Linked DNA regions of Homo sapiens: region 2 is linked to region 1. A link is an interaction called in ENCODE POLR2A ChIA-PET data of the cell type or tissue named here. Cell type or tissue: A673. All regions are shown on one strand.

The links. Peaks named below come from ENCODE experiments on the same cell type or tissue, not always from the same donor. Only the 100,000 strongest peaks of a DNase experiment are listed, where the experiment ranks them.
Region 2: POLR2A ChIA-PET joins it to region 1 with 16 read pairs; 2 of 35 experiments call an interaction of 5 or more read pairs at or near these places.

The regions. Positions count from the first base shown.
Region 1 is chr13:111,199,169-111,207,168 of GRCh38, reverse strand. ARHGEF7 (Rho guanine nucleotide exchange factor 7) reads right to left here. Exons shown (of 22, transcript NM_001354046.2): 3 at 1,796-1,880. Among named protein-coding and RNA genes, the nearest start is that of ARHGEF7-AS1, 55 kb to the right of the region's middle. RefSeq lists enhancers at 304-803, 804-1,305, 4,424-4,473. In A673, no CTCF peak of the experiment used is centred here; DNase peaks (open chromatin) are centred at 4,248 and 4,678; H3K27ac peaks cover 2,128 bases.
Region 2 is chr13:110,878,415-110,886,414 of GRCh38, reverse strand. ANKRD10 (ankyrin repeat domain 10) reads left to right here. Exons shown (of 6, transcript NM_017664.4): 5 at 2,622-2,717; 6 at 6,303-7,875. The coding sequence ends at 6,778. Among named protein-coding and RNA genes, the nearest start is that of PRECSIT, 12 kb to the right of the region's middle. In A673, no CTCF peak of the experiment used is centred here; no DNase peak of the experiment used is centred here.

The DNA.
Region 1 (8,000 bases):
ACTCTGAGGCATGGATGAATATGAGTTTGCAGGCAGATTCCCCCATGTGGTCAGGACACATGAATATGCCACTTCTGTACATCACCTGTTGCAGTATTTCTTGTATTAAATTCCAGTGATCCACTCTAAATGTATGTCCTTTTCAATGTCATCCATAACTTTAGATAAGTGATTTTCTTTTTTTTTCTTTTTCTTTTTTTTTTTTTTTAGATGGAGTCTCGCTCTGTCGCCCAGGCTGGAGTGCAGTGGCGCGATCTCGGCTCACTGCAAGCTCCGCCTCCCGGGTTCACGCCATTCTCCTGCCTCAGCCTCCCGAGTAGCTGGGACTACAGGTGCCCGCCACCACGCCTGGCTAATTTTTTTGTATTTTTAGTTGAGACGGGGTTTCACCGTGTTAGCCAGGATGGTCTCGATCTCCTGACCTCGTGATCCGCCCGCCTCGGCCTCCCAAAGTGCTGGGATTACAGGCATGAGCCACCACACCCGGCTGTGATTTTCTTATTGTTTGTTCATATTAAAAGGATCATTTTTAGATTGTAGAGACAGAGAAGGCATTAAATAATGTGACAATTTTCATTAGTTACATCCATCTTCATAATCCTGCCATTTAAATTTTTGTTTCCTCGATGCTTTCATCTGAACAGTCCTTTAAACCTCAGAAGTCAAGCTGTGAACACGCAGCCACAGCCACACCTCTGCCTGGGGTCTGCCCCTGCTCCCAGGGATGGGGGCCAGTGCCTCTCGCCGGGGCATCAGCATCAGCAGCAGCAGCATCAGCTTCCAGACAGCAGTCAGAGCACACATGCGCTGGGAGGCAGCACCAAGGACAGTCCCTGCACCACCGATGAAGCCTCCGGGAGCCAGGAACTGCAGCCCCAAAGCATGCATAACCCCCGTCTCTCCTCAATGTGCAGTGAGGCAAGTACACCCCCCCCTCTGAAGGGCCAGACGAAGCTGAGAAGCGACCCCGACAAAATCAACTCAGGAGGTTTCTGTTTGAAAAGGACACGGCACTTTCCCCCACAAACCTGATATTTAACATCCGTGAAGGTAAATAGGAAAAAAAAATTACTCTAATAAGACCAAAAAAGCAACTAAAAAGTTCCTTCCTTTTGAGCCACACAGAAATCCAAGAAAGAGCTCCTCAGGGCTCATGGAGCATTTCCTCCGGGGACCTTGGCATCATGGACAACATGCACCTTCCCTCAGAGGACCTGTCTGAACAACTCCTGTCTTCGCTGTGGCCCATGAGAGGGGCACACCATGTCCCCAAAACCTCCTCTCCACTTCAGTACTAATGGGGGCTAGGACCACACACACCATGTACCTGGGTGCCACAGCCCTCAGGAGCCCTGGACAGGTAGTGTGGACTTTACAGGCCAATCCACGAGCCACTCCCTTATCATGGTCACAGCTCAAAACTTCTGCCCACTAGATACAAATTTTAACCAGCATACACTCAGTAAAAACTGAGAGAAAGGTGCTTCTAGCTCCAACACAGCCCATGAGCCTTCCCATAAGAACTAGACACTTTTCTCCTGCTATACGTTCAGGTGAGAAATCTCTCCACCCACAGAAAGGAAAACACCTGATATATACCAGAACATTTAAAGAAGATTCTATTCTAACAAGGCAAATAAAATATCACAGCAAAAGGAACAATCAAAACGTAATGCAACAAAAGCTTATTTTTTAAATTCAGTAATGCTCCCCTGGCTTTGGTAAAACAAGAAAACCAAAGGTGTCAGCCCGTATGTCTTCCCACCCCCTCGAGTTCAATAAAAAAGAGTCTTACCTGCTGTTACTTTATTTAGAGTCACTAAGGAACTGAGGACCTTGTTAAAATTCTGCCCCTGATACAAATCATTTGCATCAAACGTCTGAAAGGAAAAATTAAACAAGCAAAATTAGTAGAGTCTTATGTTGGGTGCAGGATGAACTAAGTTCTCCCAGCAACGCGACGATGCTCAGCCTGAAATCCTAAGGAGACCGCACAACCTGCGACAGGGAGACCAGCACGCTCAGTCTCTCAGTCCTGAGGTAAGAACCCAATCAAAATTCTCCTACTTAGGTGCAGGGTCCCCCCTCGGCATTAGGCCAATTCCCTACCCAACACCCGCCCCTGCCCCTCTGGAGTGTGAGCTCATTCACGGGGGCGGGGCGGGGTGGGGGGGTGGGCTGCTGGCATTCAGCAAGCAAGCACGGTGCTTGCGCAATCCTCCTCTCCTTAGATTAACACAGAGGCCCCAGGCAAGGCGTGCTACAGATGTTCTTTCCTAGCCACAGAAAATAAGGGAAAATGACAGTCGATTCCAAAGCTAACAGCAGCAAAAGAAAATGCGGACATCAGAGAGCAGAGTGGATGTGAGGGTAAAAGGAGGACAGACAGGAGAAGCAGATCCCAGATAGGAAAGGGGCAGGGACAAGAGACCACCACCCTCAGAGCTCTGAGGCCAGAACCAGGCAAGCCCACAACCGCATCCCCTCCAGTCCAGGGCTATCTAGAGCCCTGGGACCACGATGGAGCTGGTCACATTGCCACTGGCAGGCACTTCCCACCACCATCCTGGAGCTTGGAAAGGTAAAGCACATTGGTTTGCCTAGGTATGTGGCAACTAGTGTCTAGAACGCGTGTGCACACACACAGCCATGTCAAAACAAACAGAGCTCTCATCTCAGATACTGCCCAAAGACTACATATGGCTTCTGATCACCAAATAACCTCAAGCAAAGATAAACAGTCAAATCGTCCACAACTATGTTCCAGAAAAATTAAGAAAAAAATTCTTTCAGAGGTGCCAATAACAGAAAGATACATTTAAAAACCAAAACGTGTATCCTGTTGCCATATGTTCTAACTGAGATTACCGGAAATAAGCATCAGTGGACAAGGGCCCCACCTTCTCTCCAGGGCTGTCGTCTCCTCCTGTCAGTCCTGCCCTCTCCCCACACCTCTAGCAGACCCTGCCAGAAGCCCCACTTCTTCCTCTTCCTGCCTTCGGTCCCTTCCCTTTCCTGGCTAATCCTTATTCATCTTGCTTCCTGACACAGCCCTGCCTTGACAGCCTGGCTGCCCCCACCACACCCGGTCAGGTCCCCAGCCAGGCTCCCCCAGAACACGTGTCATGATAGTTTGATGGTGGATGTCTACAGGCCTCCCTAGACTAAAAATCTGCAGTGGCAGATTGTACATCTCCCAACACCCAGCACAGGGGCCGGTGCACAGTGAAAAGGCATCCGAATGGAGACGTGCACCAGCATCCAACCAGCCACCCACCCTGCAGGCACCGCATGCTGCTGTAATGAAGCTCACGCCAAGAGAAGCTAAGAAAAGTGACACCAAATGTGAAAAAGTCCTGCTGTATTATTCAAAATTCATCTGCAGCTAAAGGCCTTCTGTCTATAATTTTCCAAATAAGTAAAAATAGTCATGAGATGTTTAAACATAAATAAAGAAGAACCAGACTTTGAAAAACTACCTCAAGAGAAAAACCCACCAAATCACTAAAAGAGTCAAGAAAGGAGCTGAAAACCAGAGGTCACTTTCTTAAAGTTCACAAGGAAATATCAGATGGAACCACAAAACGTAAAAGGAAAGCTGTGAACACATCTAAGCATTCTATGTGCTTACCGATGCCATTTCTAACAAAAGGCACAAAATATAACTGATTTCATGAAGCTAAATCCTTCCTTTAAAAAACAGTCCTTAGAACAGATAGTCTTTAGAATCATCTTTCATACAGAATACATTTGTTGTAATATTTATTATTTAAGAAGAAATCCCAACTCAAATGAGAGCAGCATCTAGGCTGACATAACCACCTATAACAAATACGGGTTAAGCTGCATTTTTTAAAAGGAATTAAATAGGCCTCAGCTTCCTTATATGCAAAACATAAAATTTCTCTTCATCATAACATTTTTAAATAGGAGATCTGAATGTCTTTCAGCTCTACAGATCTAATCTTAGTGCTCTGAAAATTCAAGTCATTTTTTATTTTGTCAATTTTGTATACTACAAAAAGAAATACATACATAAATTTCTACTAACCTTCATAGTGGCAAGGCAGCAAGTCACAAAACCCAGAATAACAGGATGTGAAAAATGTGAAGTTTCCTGTTATTCCAGAACTATATATCTTTCTTACTTGGATACCCAGGAAGCATCTGATTGGCTGAAACTGCCCACCAATGGGCTTCAATATGACATCAGAGTTTAAGTGAATACACACACCACACTTCTCAACAGGAAGCTAGACAATGAGATGAGGCAAATCCTTACCCCTGAGAGGGGGAAAATGCACATTCTCAGCCAACAAAATGTTTCGATTGAAGTGCTTCTCTAGAGAAAGATAACAGACTATTTCCTAAAATAGAAATCTATTCAACAAAAAACAGAAACAGAAAAATCTGAGTACAGAGAAATTTTGTACTATGGGAATAATAGGGAAGTCTCAAAACTTTTATAGAAATCTCTCTGCAAAAAGTAAATCAGTGTGTATGTAAGAATTACCATGACATTTAGCACACTAAATTGTTCCCTAGGGTTATTAAAACAAGTGTCTTAGACGGGATTCATTCATTCCCCACCATGACTTGCTGGGTGCTTTAGCAGTATTTCCACTCTTGGCAATGGCAAGGAGCAGCAGGAGGGAAGGAAGTACAAACCATATTCCATTGTCTCCAGGCCTCCTTTTGGAAGCCTCAGCCTCAGGAGCAGCAATTCTCAGCAGGAGCTACATGTTAAGACCTCCTGGGGGGCTGTAAAAGGGCAGGATACTCCAGCAGTGTTCTGGAGTCCAGAGACTCAAATCAAAATGCCAACCCTCTCCAAGTGACTCCAACACACAGCCAAGCGTGAGAAGCGCTCCTGGTGAGGTAAGGAAGGTCATTAGGAATCCTGCCCAGCTGAAGCCTCAATGCCAGCACAGGCACACTTCCTGCCACCTGCACTACCCCACACAGGCACCATGCTGGGGACAAGGGTGGCTGCACAGACACACTTCGCACCATAATACGCTTTAGGATCTATCCATTTGAAAAAGCGTATTTCAAACACTCACCCTTACTTTTACATTTAAGTGAATTAAATGTGCAATAGAATGATCCGATACTCCCAAAATGAAATCATCCTACCAGTTTTCCACCAGAAAACTAACATTAAAATTCCTTAGCTTATTTTTGGTATTTTGCTCTCAATAGAAACTACATAATCAAATACAATACCAAATCAGGGATAAAAGAAGCCCAGAGTATTCAAACAAGGATAGAAAAATACCTTCTTAAAAGTGGCGGGGAGGGGAGTTCCCATGGTCTAACACTGAACCGCACAACACAATGCGGCACGTTGTGGGAAGGACACGGCGGTGCTGGAAGAAGGAAGAGGGCTGAGACTACGGAGCAGAGCCTCCCTGACCACCTGCTTGCTACAGCCCTGCATTGGGCCCCTTAGACCTCAGACTTCTCATCCTCACCAGGGAAAGGGGAACATGCTTGAGGACAGGAAGCAGCAACTGGAATGCCCCACACTTTCAAAAAGAAAAGGGCACACCAAATCTCACTTATCAAAACAGACCTACAGATAACTCCATTCTGCCAAGGAAAACTCTTACTTTTAAAAATGCAAAATAACCACAAGAAAAAGCCCACTGAACAGAGAGAAGAATCATCTACATGACTTACAGGTCAGCCCTCTCATTTAGAGATAAAATGAAGCCCCAAAGTACAATGACTTTCTCAACTCTATTCTCATAGAGTATGTTTACTGGACCTCGTTTCTCTTGCAGTGCTTTCCAGAAATTGCTTCTTAGGAAGCTGAATTGTAGCTGGCACTGTTTAGGAAAATTATCTTGCCCTCTGTGAAATACACAGGCCATATATAAAGCGATTTGGGCATAAAATAGAATGGCTAGAAGGTGCTAAACTATACAAACCATAGAAGAAAATAGTGAGACGCAGAGAAACTATCTGAGGAAGATTTCTGCAATCGTAGGTCGGAGAACCTCAGCCACAGGAACAAGGGGGACGATGGGGATTTGGACAAACACTGGGGAGAGACTGGAAGGAGCCAACAAGCCTGGGGATCAAGTCCTAGGTTCAGAAGACAATGGCATGGAGGACGACCAAGGGCATGGTTTTTTAATTGAAGGCCGAACTTCATTAATATTTAAGACTGAGGGAAATCCCCCCCGAGCCAAAGAAGAAAAAAATGTCTTCAGTATCTCATCCCCATTGTCTTTACCATGTCTTCACTGAACAAGCAGCTTCTGGGCACCTACAAAAGCCAGACATTAAGTCTGTCCACAATTCTGGGCCATGGAAAACAAGACTGCTCTGGATCAAGAGATTCCAGATGCCAGAAGGGGCCCTGCACTGGACCGTTTTGGATAAACCATCTACAAAGTGTACTTGGGAACACCTGGGGAAATGTAAATACAGACTACGTATCAGATGGTGTTGAGACATCAATACTAACCTTGTCATGTATGACAGACATTACAGTTTTGGCTATGTCAGAACATGGCGTTAATTTTGGAAAGGTCATTTTGAAGGATTTAGCTGGCACCTGCAGGGTGGATAAGTCTCCACACAGCTGTGGGTGTCCCGTTCCTCACCTGGGAAGGGAGAGAAGCTGAATCAGCTAACCTCTAAAGTCACTTCCAGTTGTAAAACTCAAGGATTCCTCTGACACAGTGTATTGTCAAAAAAAAAAAAAGACATGATTTCGAGCAAGGAAGCACCAGGGTCAAGAGAGCTGGCTGAACAGAAAACGAGAGAAAGGTGAAGGTGAGTGGTGAGGAATTCAGCAGCTGGCTACAGGACAATAAGAGAAAAAAAAATGAGTTAAGGCAAGTGGGCATTCATTCCTTTGTACCACAACTGCATCTCCCACACTTGGTTCCAGAGAAAGGAGGCTCGGCTTGGAGATGACCGGGAGGAAAATGAAGGATGCAGCAGGGAGGGCACTGGGCTCTCCCCAGAGAGGCCGCAGCCCAAGGCTGGTAAGGACCCCTCCCATCTAGGGGCCGAGAGAGGTGATGTCCACAGACACAGAAAGATGGTAGGGAAAAGTCGCCCTAGGTGTTGAGGAAGAGGAGGAGGAGTCACCGAGTAGTCCACGGCGGCAGAAAGCAAGTACCCGTAACATGAGTCAGAAAGGGCTTCACAGAGTGGGTGACAACTGTATGTGCTCCCAATGGAGGCACAGACTTTGGAGCAGAAAAAAGGAAGAGGGGTGAGCCCATGCAAATGTGGACCTAAGGCCACCATCTGTAACAGGCATATCAGGAGGTCACTGTCTGGTGCCCGTTCCCCACTGCTGTCCAGTCTCTAGGCCCAGGCTGATTGTTCCTGGGCACCCAGCACTCCAACTCCTAACCCCACAGAAGAAACTGAAGCCAAAGATGCTGGAACCAGTCATCAAAGGCTCTACAATCTGGCCCAGACTCAACTTCCAGCCTTAATTTTTGCCATGCCTCCAAAGGAATTCTATTTTAGCATATTCCTCATTTTATGGTTACACCAAAGCAGCCACATTTATTATTAAGTTTACCTCCTGAACTAACACCTGACAAAAGGAGGACTCATTTGGACATGAGGAAGATGGGGCTCGGCTGGTCACCAGCAAGCATCTGGCAGGCTAAGGCCCTTAGGGTAACCTTACAAGTATGCACAGGCAACATCAGGGAGCTTATAGTCACCTGTGCTCCCAAATATGAAAACCTCTGACCAGAGGACGACTACTAGCAGAAATATCCACAGTGGTTTCCAGGACAGCTTCAATCAAAAAGAGTATTATTCTAAAATAAAAAGGCTTCAGCAGACAAAAGTTCTAAGAGCTGATATTGACCCAAACTTAAATTTTCACATTCAGTACACTATGTTCCAACTTCCTCTGCCTCTCTAACCCAGGCTCACTGCAGCAGACAGTATGGCTGCTTTCATTCACTCCCCCTGCCCTTCGAGGAGGAGTCTACATCCAGCCCAGTGATGCCCATCAG
Region 2 (8,000 bases), 320 kb after region 1:
AAATTCTAAGGTTCTGTTGGAATGATTCCCACAATAGAATCTTGATTGGTAAAATATGGAAGCCTTTCATTCTTATCCTGCTTTATTAGAGAAACCATCTGCATTAACAAAAGATGCATCTACTCAATGGAGCAGTTTCTGAGAGGTCCCTGGTCACTGTGAGCCTTATAGTTACAGGATTAATTGTTGCTGGGAGACTAGTGTGTTTCCCGCTGCCTCTTCCCTGGGCTGCCCTTAACGCGGCTCTTCCGGCCCCTAGTGGCACCTCTGCCTTCAGGGTGCATGTCCCTGCACCTCGCATGGCCAGGCCTGCCTGGATGGTTGTGACTCCTCAGGTTGTATTACAGGCTATGCCAGCTACTGATCATTTGTTTTTGTTTACCTTGTGTTTTTGTTTCTCCTGGCTAGTGGGTGGGCTTCATCTGCTGATGTGAGTACTATTCTAGGTACTGGGCCTAGTGAAGGAGAAGACAAACACCCCAGCTTTCGTGAAGCTCTTCTCTGTTGCGGTTTTCTAACCTGCTTTTCAGAGGTGTGAAATTGCAGGTAACCCCTAGTTGCCACTTTATCCGGGGAACATTGGCATCTGAACGCCAATTGAGTGTGTAGGTATTTTAAGCTGTCTGCATTGTATTCCCATCAAAGTCCACTCTTTTGTACAAACCGTGTTCGTGTGTGGCTTTGCAGGATTGCAGCCTGTGGGAGGAGCAAACGTTGACCCGCTCTTGGCTGCAGGTTCTCTGTGTCTGCGTGCCATGAAGGCTCCTGGAGGTTGAGACGACTTTGGCACACTTGGGGGATCTGCTCTTCCACCACCCCCCTCTCCCATTCTTTTTTCTTTTTCTTTCTTTCTTTTTTTCTTTTTTTTTAGATGGAGTCTCGCTCTGTCACCAGGCTGGAGGGCAGTGGCGCAATCTCTGTTCAATGCAACCTCCGCCTCCTGGGTTCTAGTGATTCTCCTGCCTCAGCCTCCCCAGTAGCTGGGACTACAGGCACTCGCCACCACGCCTGGCTAATGTTTGTATTTTTAGTAGTATTTATTCAGCATGTTGGCCAGGACGGTCTCGATCTCTTGACCTCGTGATCCACCCGCCTCGGCCTCCCAAAGTGCTGGGATTACAGGCATGAGCCACCATGCCCAGCCCTTTTTTTTTTCTCTCTCTTTTTTTCAAAAGATGCCCTGCTTACACACTGATCTCTTAAAAGTGCATGCCTGAGTCATAGTGAAAGTGGAGCCTGGCCTGTGGAAGATTTTTTAAAGCTTTGAATGGATAAGACTAAAATCCACCATTGAATGCCTCTGGTCTTAAAGCACTTGTATTTGAAGAATGCTTTTGGCCTCCTACCTAATCAGACTTCTGACTACCCCCCATCCCCCCAACTACACAAATCACACTGTTCTGTTTCTCTCCCCCATACTAATTTCAGAAATCGGGTTTCTCATTCTGTACATTAGCATCTTTGTAGAATAATCCAGATATCATATATACAGTATAATCAAAAATGACTCGTGGGCCTCTAAAACTAGAGCTAATTCAAGCTGCAAAGTTCCATTCTCCCTATTTTTAAATGTTTATATGAAGGAGGTATTTAGCACTGAAAGTTGCTATTTGTGGTGTATATTCTTTGGCCCAGAAATAATTCTAAGTATCTGAGTTAACCAGAAATACACATAAAAATGCATTTATGAGTATGTTAATTGTGGTATTCATGATAGGAAGGAAAAGGGAAGCAGCCCAGACAGCTGCAGGGAATTTGGTTAGGCGAATCGTAATACAGCCATAGGGCAGAGGAAAGATTGTTTTGAAATTAACTGATAGGACATTTATGCCATGGTAAATGAATAAAGCAAGGTGTAACAGTGATTTGTTAGAATCCTTTTTGGTAAAAACATTCTTAAACACGAGAAGCCGTTCAGACACATGGAGCTGCTTGTTGTAAGAAGTGAGTCTTGCTAGGATTCAGAGGCGGAGGTGCTTGTGCAGCGTGGGTATGACATGGGGCATTCGCATCTCCACAGTACAGAGAATGGTCATCTTGGAAGTGAAGTGCCCGTGTAGCTTTAGCTTCACATTTCTAACGCTTTCTGTATTTTGGTGTAATTATTTTACTGTATTTTGGTGCTCAGATCAAATGCCACTCTGGGACAGTGCTGACAGACTAGTCTTGAGTCTCTTAGCCTTTACATTATTTTTTTTGTTAATGGAAATAGTGGATTTTTTTAAAAAATCAGGATTGTTTTAATTGTATGTAAATTTAAGAATTGTCTTAGTATTAAAAAAAAATCTGCTGAATTTGAAAATGGAGTTTGGAATTGTTTCCAGGTTATATAACCACTTCATGTCTTCTAAATGTCCAGAAAATTAGAATTTTTGCCATCAAGTAAATCTATAATAGGCATCTGAAATTCCATGACCTTAAAATCTGCACATGTCAAGAAATCTTTTTGATTGTGGAAAAGTTTTTCAGTTGTGTGCTAAGCTCATTAGTGACCTGTCGATTTTTTTTTATGTGATTGTTTAAAGTGTTCAGTGCTCACACAAAATAATGTAAACTGTGTGTCTGAACACTTATCTTGTTACAGACAAAGGAATCTGAAATAGTCTTTGTTTTCTGTGCAGCTCAAAGCTTGGATTCTGCCGTGCCACTCACGAATGGCGACACAGAAGACGATGCTGACAAAATGCACGTTGATAGGGAGTTTGCTGTTGTAACAGGTGGGAGTGGACAGTTTCCTGTTAGCTGCAACAACAATCCAATGGTTGAAGACACCAAACAGCAGGAGAGTGGTTCTGTTGGACCAAAAGAAATAGAAATATATACTGTGTCAGCAATGCAGACCCCCTGTCGTTGCAGGAATCAGTATGCATATTATTTCTAACATAAGTTTTTCTCAGATGTTTTGCACTTTGTTGTCCAGTGTCTTTTTAAAAATGTTATACTATAATTTGCATATCTTGGGCAAGTTTGTAGATACAAGAAGTGTTTTGGGTATATTCTGTGGACATGAAAAATGTAAGTGCAATCTTTATTCTGATTTGAAGCTATTGCTTAATGTGCCTTGCTTATTTTTAATGAGGTTTGCATTTTTAATTTTCTGACATATGGCCTTTGGGTGAATATACCGAACATGCTACAGTTAATATTTTCAAACCAATATACCACAAAGAGGACGACTAGCAGTAAACACTGAGAAACTAGTAAATGTGGTTCTGACTCAGCCCAGTCACTCCAGCATGGAATCTTTTACCCAGGACTTGGTTGCTCTGGTTTCTGTGGTCTTCATTCTGAGTCTGTTAAAATGGTAAACACTGTGTTTCACAACACACATTTTATACATTAATGTTTTTAGTATATTAAAACAGTATTCCTGTTTCCAATTTTTAAGAAGCAGAAGCAGCTCAGTTCTTATAGCATTTAGAATATCTAAAATGATTTGTCCATTTAGCTATTGCTTTTTTATTCAGGTGACTACAAAAACATTTTTAGCCATTCTCTTAACATGTATGAATATTTAGAAGTAGATTTTTTTTAAGTTTATTATGTCTTTATGCAAATTCTTCACTGGGGATGAAAAAAAGAAGAGTATGTATATTGTTTCCCAAACCCACATGAAAAAAATCATTTGTGTTCACTAAACTTAAAAGAAAATGTGTTCATCTTTCTGGAAGCTACAGAATTGCTGTGGTCACCTTCTTCCCAGTAGAGAAATTCAGATCAGTTAGTATATTTAAAATAATAGGTTTTCTGTAGTCAGGGGCTATTTGACCTTAGCTAAAGATCCATAACAAAACTCAAATCCTGCTTTTTTTAAAAGTGACCTTGCTACCTTCTTTTGAATAGGCAGAAGTGGCCACCTTTTATTCCTCAGACATTAGTTATTTGTTAAACTTTATCCAAGCTGGAACATACTTTTGAAAAACCCAGCCCATCCCGTCTACCAGATGCCGAGTCCATACACCCTGTGTTTCCCATCATTTGATTTATGACACTCTGACTGAGTAAGCAATGTGTTAAATCACTAGAGATTACTCGAGGCTTTCCTTGTGGGACATGGCACTCCACGTCCACTGGAAGCTTGAGGGAGCTGCCTTCACAGTCCTTTGAGAATCAGACCAAAAGTCAGGCTGCTCTCCTTTAAACACTTGAGTAACTTCAAATTTTTGTTCTGCCAAAATTATTTCCAAGAATTCTACATTTTTGAACAACTGTGTACAGCTATCTTTGCATTTTAAATGCCCCTAGTTTGAGACTCGGGAGGGTCAAGTGTCCCCACCCCTGGAAAGGGCTCGGATAGGAGGGTGCTTGCTTCTAAATCCTGATCTTCTCTATGGGGTTGGCTGGAAGAGAAGTAGGATCTTGTCTGAAACCTCATCCCCAGCATTGTGTTTGGATGTTCGTGGGATCCGAGGGCTGGCCGGGCAGACAGAAGGGAAGTGCGGGTCTTGGCTGGCAGCTGGGAGCAGAGGAAGGGAGAGCGTTGGAGGTCGTGATGTGCGTGCTCTGCCTCAGTAGGTCTGAGGTGCCCACTGTTGTTATGCTTAGTTTTATTAGATTCTCTGTAACAACATGAGCTTACCAACCAGCCTTGATTTTGAGATTAAATAATTGAACAGATTAACTGGGCACTGAAGTAAAATTCTACCTACTTTATTCTCTTAGTAAAAACTATACACACAATAAACAACTGTCAAGGTTGCCATCATATTTGAGTTTTGTCACCTAGGAAAACATTGTTTATACTTTGTTTTTGAAAAAATTCATATGAATTTCCCCTGGGAATAACTTGTTTTATTTCAGTTTTTATTTTCTATTGAAACACTTGTTTTCTAGTCTAGGATTTTAGCCAAATAGAAAAGCTATCATTTAATTTGGGGGAAAAAAAATCTATTGTCCTGTGAAGAATTTATAGCAATTATTAAACTATGTTGCTTAAATATAAAAAAAAAGGATGATTAATGGAATATTTAGATAATGTTTCCATTCACTGAAGAAGCCGTGATCCTTTATTGGCAGGAAGACTTGCAGGACATATCAGAAGCCTCTGTCAGAGGTTTACAGGAGGTGAGATGGAGGGGAAGCCCTCTATGGGAAGAGTCCCATGGTGTGTGACATGTTAGGGTAATCGGATGTATTTAAGCTGCGTCCTCATTCTAAAAGTTATTAGAACTGAGCTCTTCTAGATTTAATAACATGCTTTGCTTTGGTAGTGAAGAACATTGAGATAAAATCTAGTATTACCGAGTTAGAGATAATTTTAGATCATCCCTTATACTGTTACGTGAATTCCTGTGAACATGAATATTACTGATTCTCAAGTTCCAGTATACAGAAGAATAACTTGTCATTGCCTGTCCTGGTGTACCCAGATGTTCCATGATGGACGTTTTATCCCATAAGACGTCTCCCTCCTGATAGATGTCTGTATATGCAGATTAAACTACCAACATTTTTTCCAGCAAAGGTGGTTTTTGAAAGTAACCTAATGAAACCCTGGCTGCCATGGTCATTTTAATTGCTGGACTGAGAAGAAGCGACTCTGCGTTGTGCTGTTGGCCCAGGCCTGCATGCCTGAGGACTGTTGGCCGTTACAGTTCCTTGCTGTGGTCGCCGGTCTCTCTGTATTCTGCCACTGCTCTCATGTGGCATTTGGCAGAAGTACTACGTAGATTTCTGTGCTACTGAAAAAAATAAAAACAGTGGTTCCTTTTAATAGCCCTGATTTGAGACTTAGGAGAGGGTCAAGAGTCCCTACCTGATTTATGAGGAGAGAAGATTTTTTAAAAACCTCATGTGATGCTGTCATACATAGTTCAAAGAGCTTCCTTAATTCACTTCATTTACCTTTTTTTCCATTTTCGCTTGAGAACTAGAGAAGTTTGTGTTCTGTTGGAACCCTCTGTAGAACACTTTACACTCAGTTCTGATGGACCTTTTCAGGGGCGATTTTTTAAAAACCGCTCTCGAAAGTAGTCTTAAAATGAGAGCACTTTATTGATGGCTTTTCAGGACTGTGTTGGTATTTTTCATGCAGTGTATTTGTCAGCTTACATTTTTCAGTTGAGCTACCTGATGCTACTGACACACACATGATTTTCCTATCTTACCAGGCAAATACTACTGTTAACGTTTTAATAGTAAGTCTACTTATGCACATTGATTTTACTTTGAAAAAAGAACTGGTTTAAAAGGAAAAAAAAGAAACTAAAATTCTTTAAAATTGTAATGGCAGTGAAGCATTTTATAGTTTCTCCTCCCTCATTGGTTCTGAATTTTGGTGACAGGTGTATTTCTTAATGCAGATATGAAAAACAGTAGCTCCGTATCGAATACATTGACAAATGGATGTGTCATCAATGGACATTTGGACTTCCCCTCCACGACCCCGCTCAGTGGGATGGAAAGCAGGAATGGCCAGTGCTTGACAGGAACTAACGGAATTAGCAGTGGATTAGCCCCAGGACAGCCGTTTCCGAGTAGCCAGGGTTCTCTCTGCATTAGTGGGACTGAGGAGCCAGAGAAGACCCTGAGAGCTAACCCTGAGTTGTGCGGTTCTCTGCACCTGAACGGGAGTCCAAGTAGCTGCATAGCCAGTAGGCCTTCCTGGGTGGAAGACATTGGGGATAACCTGTACTATGGACACTACCACGGGTTTGGGGACACTGCTGAAAGCATCCCAGAACTGAACAGTGTGGTCGAGCATTCCAAGTCCGTGAAGGTGCAGGAGCGGTACGACAGTGCCGTGCTGGGCACCATGCACCTGCACCACGGCTCCTAGAGACGCTGACCTGGCTCTCGGAAACGCAGGAGTCCTTCCTGGTAGCCAGCTCAGAATACCCATGTAGCAGCAACTTGAACGAATGTCACAACTTGTACGTTTTTTATATACTTCAACTTTCTGAAAAAGTAAACTTCGACAAGTTCCCAGCAACTGCTTGTTTGTGCATGAGTAGGGCTTACTAAGTGCATAGATGTTTCTACAGTGAGGTGTCCTTTTTATAAGGTGCACTTTTGGAGTTTTTCTGATGCCAATCTCAACATTGTCTTTTTAATACTGTCACCAGATATTGCCATTTTTCTTTTTGTTAAAAGATTATATGATCAAGATAAATTGGGGTGGTAAATCAGGTGCCTGGTAATTTATCTCTTTGCACATGGGCATCATTTTAAAAAGCTTGCTTCCACTCTTTTCTGTAGAATTTGACGGAACACAGCTATTTCCCTATGCAAGGTACAGCCTTACAAAGATTTCTGCAGTGATTTGTGTGAAGAAGAGAACGTTTGTCTTTTTCAATGAAGCTTTGCAGATCACCATGTGGTTGAAGGTTTTAGTTGTGGACACAGTGGTCCCTCCTTAATGATGAAGATCACTGCCTTGGGCTTCATGGAAAACAGGCCCAGCCTGGGGCTGCGTTTGGATTTATTGTTTTTATTCCACACTTCCTACTTGGTCTCTGGAAGTTTTACCACATGTAACAGATTCCTTTATATGTAGTGGAAATCACTATTTGTAGAAACTGTCAGGTCAAAATATTTAACTGACTGTTGACATGTATTTTCTTTTTTCCTTGTTTTTGTTTTTTGGGGTTTTCTGCTTTAAGATATATACCACTATGTATATCCAGTTAACTGAGAGAATTTTGACTCTCTTAATAAAACTGCATTAAGTTTTTGATTTTGTAGAAATTAGCTTTTGTCTAGGCAACTAGTGGTTATACTCTGCAAATATTGTAATGAATTTTTACTTTTTTGATTTTTGTAATAAAAATTGGTGCAGATAAAATGTCAAATGAACAAACCAGTGTTCTAAGAGTGTTACTAACATTTTGTTCTAAAACTGTCCTTCACAAATTGAATAAAAAACTCTCACACTCAGTGTGTCCCTGGGGTTTCTCTCTGGGCTTGGGGGCCGGCGGGGTGTGGATATCTGTGGAAGGAATGGGAAGGGAAGAGAAGTTTACTATTGTTTCATTTTGCTTATAAGATTTTACTTGACTCTT